Linked DNA regions of Mus musculus: regions 1 and 3 are each linked to region 2. Evidence: chromatin loops called from intact Hi-C (ENCODE). Cell type or tissue: left cerebral cortex. All regions are shown on one strand. Region 1 has its middle 91 kb from the start of 4930445N06Rik. Region 2 overlaps Gm35831 (a long non-coding RNA gene). Region 3 overlaps Tafa5 (TAFA chemokine like family member 5).

Region 1 (2,500 bases), 61 kb after region 2:
TGGGTCTTCCCACCTCAGTTAATCTATTCTAGAAACTCCCTCATAGACATGCTGAGAGGTTTGTCTCTTAGGTGAGTCTAGCTCCTGCTAAGCTGCCAGTCAATGTTAACCACGGTGGGAGCCCAGGCCAACCCGGAAATGTTTGCCAGGGAGTTTTGCCTGTTGCATCAAGATTCCTCCTGGACATGAAACCATTCAAGGTTTACACTCAAAACAGTGGCCAGAGATGGTCAGAAGTGGTGGCAAGGAGGACTGCGGGGCTGTGTGAAGGTGGGTGGGGTGCGTTATCCACCAACAGCAAACAGCAAGTTCTGCTGCGTTGAGAGCAAGGAGATGCTGCAAGTCCTATGGCACTCCCTTACAGGAACCTCTGGAAATCAGAAAAGATTTTCTCATAGCAAAGGGAACTAGGAACCAACCCAAAGACTACAGGGCTGGCTGGAATGACCTTTGCAGGGCACGGTGGTGATGCTGACATCTTCCAGCCCATTGGTTGCTGACTGTAGGTACGGCGTGGTTGAAGACACCCTGTGCAAGCCTGGTAGCCACAATGCTGACGATCTTCTGAGAAAGGGATGCTGCCCCCCCACCCCCCGAGATGAGGCGCTATCAAATGCCATCTGCGCCGCCTGTAATTTTAGCCATAAATCCTGCTTGTATTTATCAGAGATTTGTTTTCCAAGATGGCTAATTTTAGTCTCCGATTAAAGTACACACTAATTTCCTTGTTTCTTCCTTGCTGAGAAGTCTGACAGAACAACCCCTCGTCGAAAGGGGCTGGCAGGTTCCCAAGGCCCTGCAGCCTCATTTGCTTAAAAAGAGGTTATTTTTTTTCCCTCTCTCCCTCTTGTTCCTCGCACTCTGTTTTGGCAATGTGGGTAGAATTCAGAGGAGCTGAAATAAAAACAGCATTGTCCTTGTGGAGACAGAGAAGCGAGCCAGGTGGAGCGGCACTGGCCAGGGCTATACTTCCATCAGAGCAGCGGGTCCTCTGGCCTGAGGGTTCTGGGAAGGGGTCCCCATCTGCGTGCAAGAAGGAACATCAGAGCCAATGTGGGAACTGTGTTCTCTAAGCCTGACCCACAAAAACGGACACCACAAAAACACTAGAGAATGCTTGGAACGTTCCTCGGTATTTCCAACTGATGAGTTGGGTTGGCTGGCAGTCTGACTCTAATTGTGATGGATAATTTGTGTCAGGCTTTGATGGGGGAGGTGGTGATGAGTGTTTTGGAAGGGCGAGTAGTCATAGCATCTGCAGATATCAGTAAATTGTAGTTAGGGCAACCGAAATGTGCACCTCTATCCTGTTCCAAAAAAATCGAGAGACTTCTTGGGAAGCAGAGAAACTGGGTAGAAAATATTCAAGTCGGGAGCAAACAGAAGGATATAACCTGGAGGCTAGATAGATAGTTTACCACTTAGGAGCCCTTGCAGAGACTGGGACTTGGTTCCCACCCCTCATACATTCTGACCTGTATCTCCAACTTCATGTGATCTGATGCTCTCTTCTGATATCCAAGGATACTCAACTACACATGCATGTACACACACACACACACACACACACACACACACACACACACACTACATGTTCATGCACGCATGCATGCAGCTCACATACACATACATGCATAACATAGGCATGTACACACTCACACAACACTGGCATGTAACACACAATAGAGGCAGGTATATATACATACACATGCATAATACAGGCACATACACACACATACATAATACAGGCACATATACACACATACACATGCATAATACAGGCACATATACACACATACACAATACAGGCACATAACACACACAACAGAGACACACACACACACACACACACACACACACACACACACACACTAAATTAAACCTTAGAAAAAGGATACTGCAATTAAGGGTGGTGGTGTAGGTCTTTTAAATGTCAGCAAAAGCATTGGCCTCTCGTTCTTCATGGGCACAGTTCACCCGAGTGGGGGAAGGTAACAGAGGCGCCTAAACACTGTGTAGGGAGTGCTCGGGACTCGGAAGTTAGGCTTCTGAGAGATTCTAGACAGCACAAATGTGATTATGGGGAAGTCACCACAGCCCCAGGTGCTGGGACTGTCATCACTGCAGGAAAGCTGCTGTGGACCCTGGTGCCATTATGTCATGAGGCCATCAAGTCTAGAGCTGATGCTGTTCCCCTAGGAGACTGTAGAGCCTGTGTCTCTGCTGTCTACCACTGTGGGTTCTAAGGTAGCATCTCTGTCCCTACCCTTACCCTGTCCCTAAGCCAGGCAATGGAGTAGATTCTCAGCAACTTATTATTGCACGCATTAACAAGAAGGCCTTGCTGGACCCAGAGAACAGTAGCTCAGACATGTATGCTCTAGGGCATTTATGCCAGCACTCAATTCAGAGCTCTCTTGGAGGACTGAAAGGCATGAACAGAGGGGTCACATCTGCTGAACAGCACAGGAAGAAGGTTCTGCTTTGCCTTCCTCTTCCT
Region 2 (2,500 bases):
GCCAGGGGTCCAACAGGATTCAAGGTCAGCCAGAGGTGTGTTCACTTTCCCCCATGTGGCTGTGTGGAATGAGGATTCGTGGACGGGGCCAGGGACAACCCTGGGCCACGCCTGGACTCTCATGTCTACAGAACACTCAGGCCACACAGTATTCAGCCAAGTGAAGAACTGCAGTGGAGCCCATCTCCCTCAGCTGTTAGAATTGGAGATGGTCAGGGCTCCCTGGGCGGTTCCCTTGCCAGCCTCAGTGTCTGCTCTTCACAGCTCTGTGAGGGCAGCAGCCCCAGACATACCCAACCCAATACTCTCCTTGAACCAAGCCGATCCCACTGGGTCCTCTTTGCTTCCGTTCCCTCTGCCCTCAAAGTCCACCTGCCCAGTGCGACACTGCAGGTAAGGAGAGACACGTGAGTGGCTGGCGCCTGCTGGCACGTGAAGGGCAGGCGCTGCCTTTGCAAGAGCATTCCAAACTGTGTTAGTTGTGTGCTGTCTCTTTGTGTGAACCCTTGGAGCATCCACAGGGCCCTAAAGTGTGTATGAGAAGCCCTGACAGCTGGGTGCACAGTGAATGCTAAAGATGCTTTGTTTACTGTATTTTTTGTTGTTGCTATGGGATATAATACAGTGTTACTGATGGTGGCATTTAATAGAGTAGTGTAGCACTCTGTCAGGACCATTGCCAGCACTTGTATACTACTCTGCAGTCTGCTCTAGCAACCCAATACCACAGACGGAATAAGTTACAAAGGGTTAAAGGCTTGTTTTGACTAAGGCTCTGGCTTCTTTCCAGTCGAGTCCAGAGAAGCCACAGGGCATCACACGCAGAGTCCTGTGGTTCCCCTCTCCCGTCTCATAAAGCTTCCAAGATATATGCATGAACTCCACTCTGCTGGCTTTATCCACATCCCTGAAAGCCCCATCTCCAAACACTATGGTTGGACCCAGTTTCTATACCCCCAATAGCTAACTCTGAGGATTAGCTTAGCACATATACTTCTCGACATTCAACCATGTCCAAGAAGACAGGGCCTTGAACTTTGGTCATCAATAGGGTGTCAGTTGTAGGTAGCTTCGAGTAAGGCATACCTGCACAGGTATTGCCATGGAGCCAACAGGCTCTGTGAACCATTTGGGTGAGACTCCTGAACGCAGGAAGAACTGTAGGAGGGTCAGTGATCAGTCAGCAAGGGGAGGCGGTGGTCCAAGGGACCTGCAGTTGTGACAGGAAGCCACAGTGGGGATCTGGGAAAGTGGGTTGGACAGGAAGGGCGGTGGAGGGGTTGAGCATTGAGCTTGGTGATGGGTATTCTTGTACTGCCAGGCTCACACTGTCCCCAGCAGGGGGAGACAGTGTCACAGCAGGATCCCACAGTCCTTTCCACCCTCTAGTTATCTGAGGCTGGGCTTTGCAAAGCCTTGTGCTTGTGGTGAAGTGTAAAATGCCTGGTGGAGTTCCTGTCTCCAGGGCTGCCTTCAGTCAGGTCTTTGGGGATGCCTCCAGATCACCTCCTGGGAGCCATTAGTGTCCCCCTGTCCTCCTGTGCCTAGACTTTCTCTCATTAAATTGTCACTCCTCGAGGATCCCAATGCCATGATATTTTTTTGCTTTATTTACATGAAAATCAACAGATGTTAGCAAGTTAATGTCATTTATTATATAAGATGTGATGACAATACAATTAGTATTTTTTAAACTGTAATTGTAAAATTGACCTTATTAAAATTCTACTTCCTCCATAATTAAAAAAACTAATTACTTCTAGTAATTGGACCAGAAATGACATTTTCAGTTCATTAATATTCAGCAAATTGTTTTTGAAGATGTTCTCGCATGGCACACTGTCAACCTCTAGCATCTCTGTTCATTTCTTATTTAAAAGTCGCCTGGAAATAATAGTTAGCATTTTAACAAGGCGTGTACCCACGGATTGATTTTGTAAATAAAGTTTTTAATTGCTAATTAATTTGTGGAGCTCTGTTCCCTGTAACGCCTTCCAGGCTTAAATGTGGTAGGGCCTCAGGCTGAGCTCAAGCTTGGGCCTGGCAGAGCTTGTCAGCAGCCTCACCAGACTGAGCCGGGTCACGCTCCACCGCTCCTGAATGCCACAGTCTAATTACTCGGTGCGGAGGTGGCTGCAAACCAAAATCACAAGTGCGAACTAGTTTTGTAATTAACTGAGCTCAGTGCAGAGGAGTTTTAAAGAATGAAAATCAACTGTTCCGCGGGCCTGGGTGCTGCCCTGGGCATCTGGGGGTTTGACTAGGTAGGGGTTGGGATGAAGCTTTCTGCTGGAGAGAGAACATTTCTCCTGCTTTGTGGTCCTGATGTTGCCACAGAGCAACTCTTTCTCGACACACACTGGTTCTTCCAACTCCGGGATGGTTTCCTTGGGCAGAGGAGGTGCTTCCTTTGGGAGGCAGGTAGTCAGAACAGGGTTGGGTGGGGTGGCTTCAAAGCAGGGGGCCTGTGTACTGGTAACAAATGCATCTCAAGGTACCA
Region 3 (2,500 bases), 840 kb after region 2:
CAACGTATAAGGACCCCACGTCCTGGGGTCTGTGGCACACCATGTCACCATGTGGTCTTCTCCACAGCCCTCCCCCCAAACACACACACACACACACACACACACACACACACACACACACACACACACAGCTGTCTAGCAGATAATACCAACTTGAGGACAGCCCTGGGGGTGGGTTTGGGGGCTGAAGGAAACGACTCATGTTTGCACGGAAAGTTATCTCAATAGCAGGGACCCCAGCCCATGGCAGAACCACTCACTCATGAAGTAGGTGACCTAAGCTTGAGGCTAAGACTGGCCTCCAACTCCAAGAAGAGCCTGTAAGCTCCAGATGAGCAGGCTCACCTACCTACAGCAAAACCAGCTACTTTCTTCAAAGTAGCACTTGAAATCAAGGGAGAACGATCTAACAATGTATAGCAGGCCAGAATGCTTCCAGGATCCAGGTAGCTCCCAGCCTACAGGAGATCACTAATTAGGCAGGGAGGCTATAGAATATCAACCCCTTCATCCTTAGAAACCTGGAGGTAGTGAGAACAGCTGTAGGAATCTGCACCAGTACTTTCCAGGGCTCAGTGTTTTCTACTGACCTAGGGGAAGGCTAGCCAATAGGGGCATGGCCAGTGCAAGGGTACTAGGACCACCTACAGTTGGTGCCCACCAGAGCAGGCTGAGCCCAGAGACACCAAGACTATAAAGGGCAAGAAGTTTCAGAGTGCCCACTATTTGTTGCCTACCAAGGCACACCAAACAAGCCAATGGAAAGAATCCCAAAGGGCCGCTGTGACCACAGAGTCCAATGTGTACTACACAAGTCTTAGCAAAGTCTCGAGAACTGGATGGGACAATCCTGCAATCCGGAAGGAGCCAGGAGGGCAAAGGAACCCAGAACTTGAGTGGTCTCAAGTTCTAGGCATTCTGGCAATAAAAAAATCTGCCCACCTAGCCTAAAGTCTGGTGGGTACCCGACCTGATCTGTAAAGCAGCATGGGACAGGGTGCAGTTTTCCCCAGTCCTCACCCCTTGACAACCTTTGCATCCCCAGCCCCCAATCCATTCAGTCCTGGCCTGCTCAGTACTGGCTTCAGCCAGGCTACCAAAGTGGAGCGCTGGTGCCACCTACCGAGGGTCCATGGCATGCGGGTAGGCGCAACTGCCACCGAGCCTTGCGGGGCAGGGGATGGCAACTGCAGCCTGGGCTTAAGCCTGGGCTCCAGTACTACACCGGAGCTAGCCAGGCCCCAGCACGCCCGGGCTCGCACCTAATCCGCGCCGACCATGAGCCCAGAGGCACCGAGGGGCGGCAGATCCAGCGTTGGGCTCTGGGAAGGCTCGCGCCATCGGCCACTCTGGCCCCGCAGAGCCTCGGCCCACCTCGCTGGCAGCGCTGGAAGGTGCTGGAAACAGTATCACGCGCAGGGGCCGCCGCGAGCAGTGTAGGGTACCGCGCGCGCCGGGGACAATTACCTTCTTTGAGGAACTGCGCGTGAATCACCAGGACGAGGAAGCAGCAGAGCGCGGCCCCTGCGAGTGCCCAGAGCGCCTTCAGGAGCTGCATCGCGGAGTGCCAACTCGGCCGACGCCCCCGAAGTCGCGCAGCGAAGGTCCAGGAGCCGCATCAGCGCCCCGCTGGGTGCAGCCGCTTTGGCCGCCCGATCGCGCCCTCCATCCGCCGCCAACGCCGCGCTCCGCCGCGACTGGAGGCGCCACTCCGGGAGGCGATCTGTGTCTTTTGGGCAGGGGGAGGGGACGGCGCGGGGGAGGGCGCCGGGGAGGGGGCGGGCGGGGGCGGGGAGGTTAGCAGAAAGTCTCGGGCCGCGGCGGCCGCCGCTCCGGCCACTCGGCCACCATCGCGCGCTGCGGGGCGCCGGGGGCCCGGGAGCGGGGGACTGGCCGCCGCGGCCCCATGAATCAGCCCCGCCGCCGCCCCCGGAGCCGCGCCGCCAGCAGGGCCCAGACCGGCCGCGGATTGCGCAACGGCCCGGCGGGTTGGGGGTCCGGCGCGGCCCCGGCTCTGGTCGCCTGTCGCCCCGCGCCAGAGATCGGCGTCGCCTTCCTCCACTGCTCTGTTGCCGCTGCCGCCGCCTTCTCCGGCTCCGCCGCCGCCGCTGCCCGCTCTGGCTCCGGCGGGGGGCTTAGGGGGCCGCTCCGCCGCCGCTGCCACCGCCGCGCAGAGGCAGCTTCAGGGCCGGGGCTGCGCGCCGCTCGAGGAGCCGCAGCACCATCGCCGCCGCCGGGGCCCGAGCGGCCCGGCCGAGTCCGCCGCAGTCCAACTTGCACGGCCCGGAGCCGCTGGGCTGGTCCCCTCGCCCGGGACGGTGCGGGCCTCCGCGCCCAGCCGGGAGAGCGCGCCTCCGCCGCCGCAGCCCGGACGAGGCCGGGCCCAGCGCTGCCGCGAGCCGCCCGCGCTGGCTGGGGACGCCGGGGGCGACGCTGAGGGTGGCCGCGCCGACAGGTGGGGCCGGAGACGCTGCGCGCCTCGCCGCCCGCGGGACGCTGC

The links. Hi-C counts contacts between places; a loop is a spot of excess contacts. Peaks named below come from ENCODE experiments on the same cell type or tissue, not always from the same donor. Only the 100,000 strongest peaks of a DNase experiment are listed, where the experiment ranks them.
Region 1: it touches region 2 in a loop (4-fold over the local background); 2 of 42 quality-filtered maps call a loop at or near these places.
Region 3: it touches region 2 in a loop (6-fold over the local background); 4 of 42 quality-filtered maps call a loop at or near these places.

What each region holds. Positions count from the first base shown.
Region 1 is chr15:88,407,208-88,409,707 of GRCm38, reverse strand. No RefSeq gene overlaps it. Among named protein-coding and RNA genes, the nearest start is that of 4930445N06Rik, 91 kb to the right of the region's middle. In left cerebral cortex, no CTCF peak of the experiment used is centred here; DNase peaks (open chromatin) are centred at 381, 851 and 1,189.
Region 2 is chr15:88,467,881-88,470,380 of GRCm38, reverse strand. All of the region lies in intron 1 of Gm35831 (a long non-coding RNA gene), which reads left to right. Among named protein-coding and RNA genes, the nearest start is that of Gm35831, 45 kb to the left of the region's middle. In left cerebral cortex, a CTCF peak has its summit at 1,338 (motif pointing right); DNase peaks (open chromatin) are centred at 1,353 and 2,086.
Region 3 is chr15:87,624,454-87,626,953 of GRCm38, reverse strand. All of the region lies in intron 1 of Tafa5 (TAFA chemokine like family member 5), which reads right to left. Among named protein-coding and RNA genes, the nearest start is that of Tafa5, 81 kb to the right of the region's middle. In left cerebral cortex, a CTCF peak has its summit at 1,127; DNase peaks (open chromatin) are centred at 1,132, 1,452 and 2,059; H3K4me3 peaks cover 2,342 bases; H3K27ac peaks cover 1,092 bases.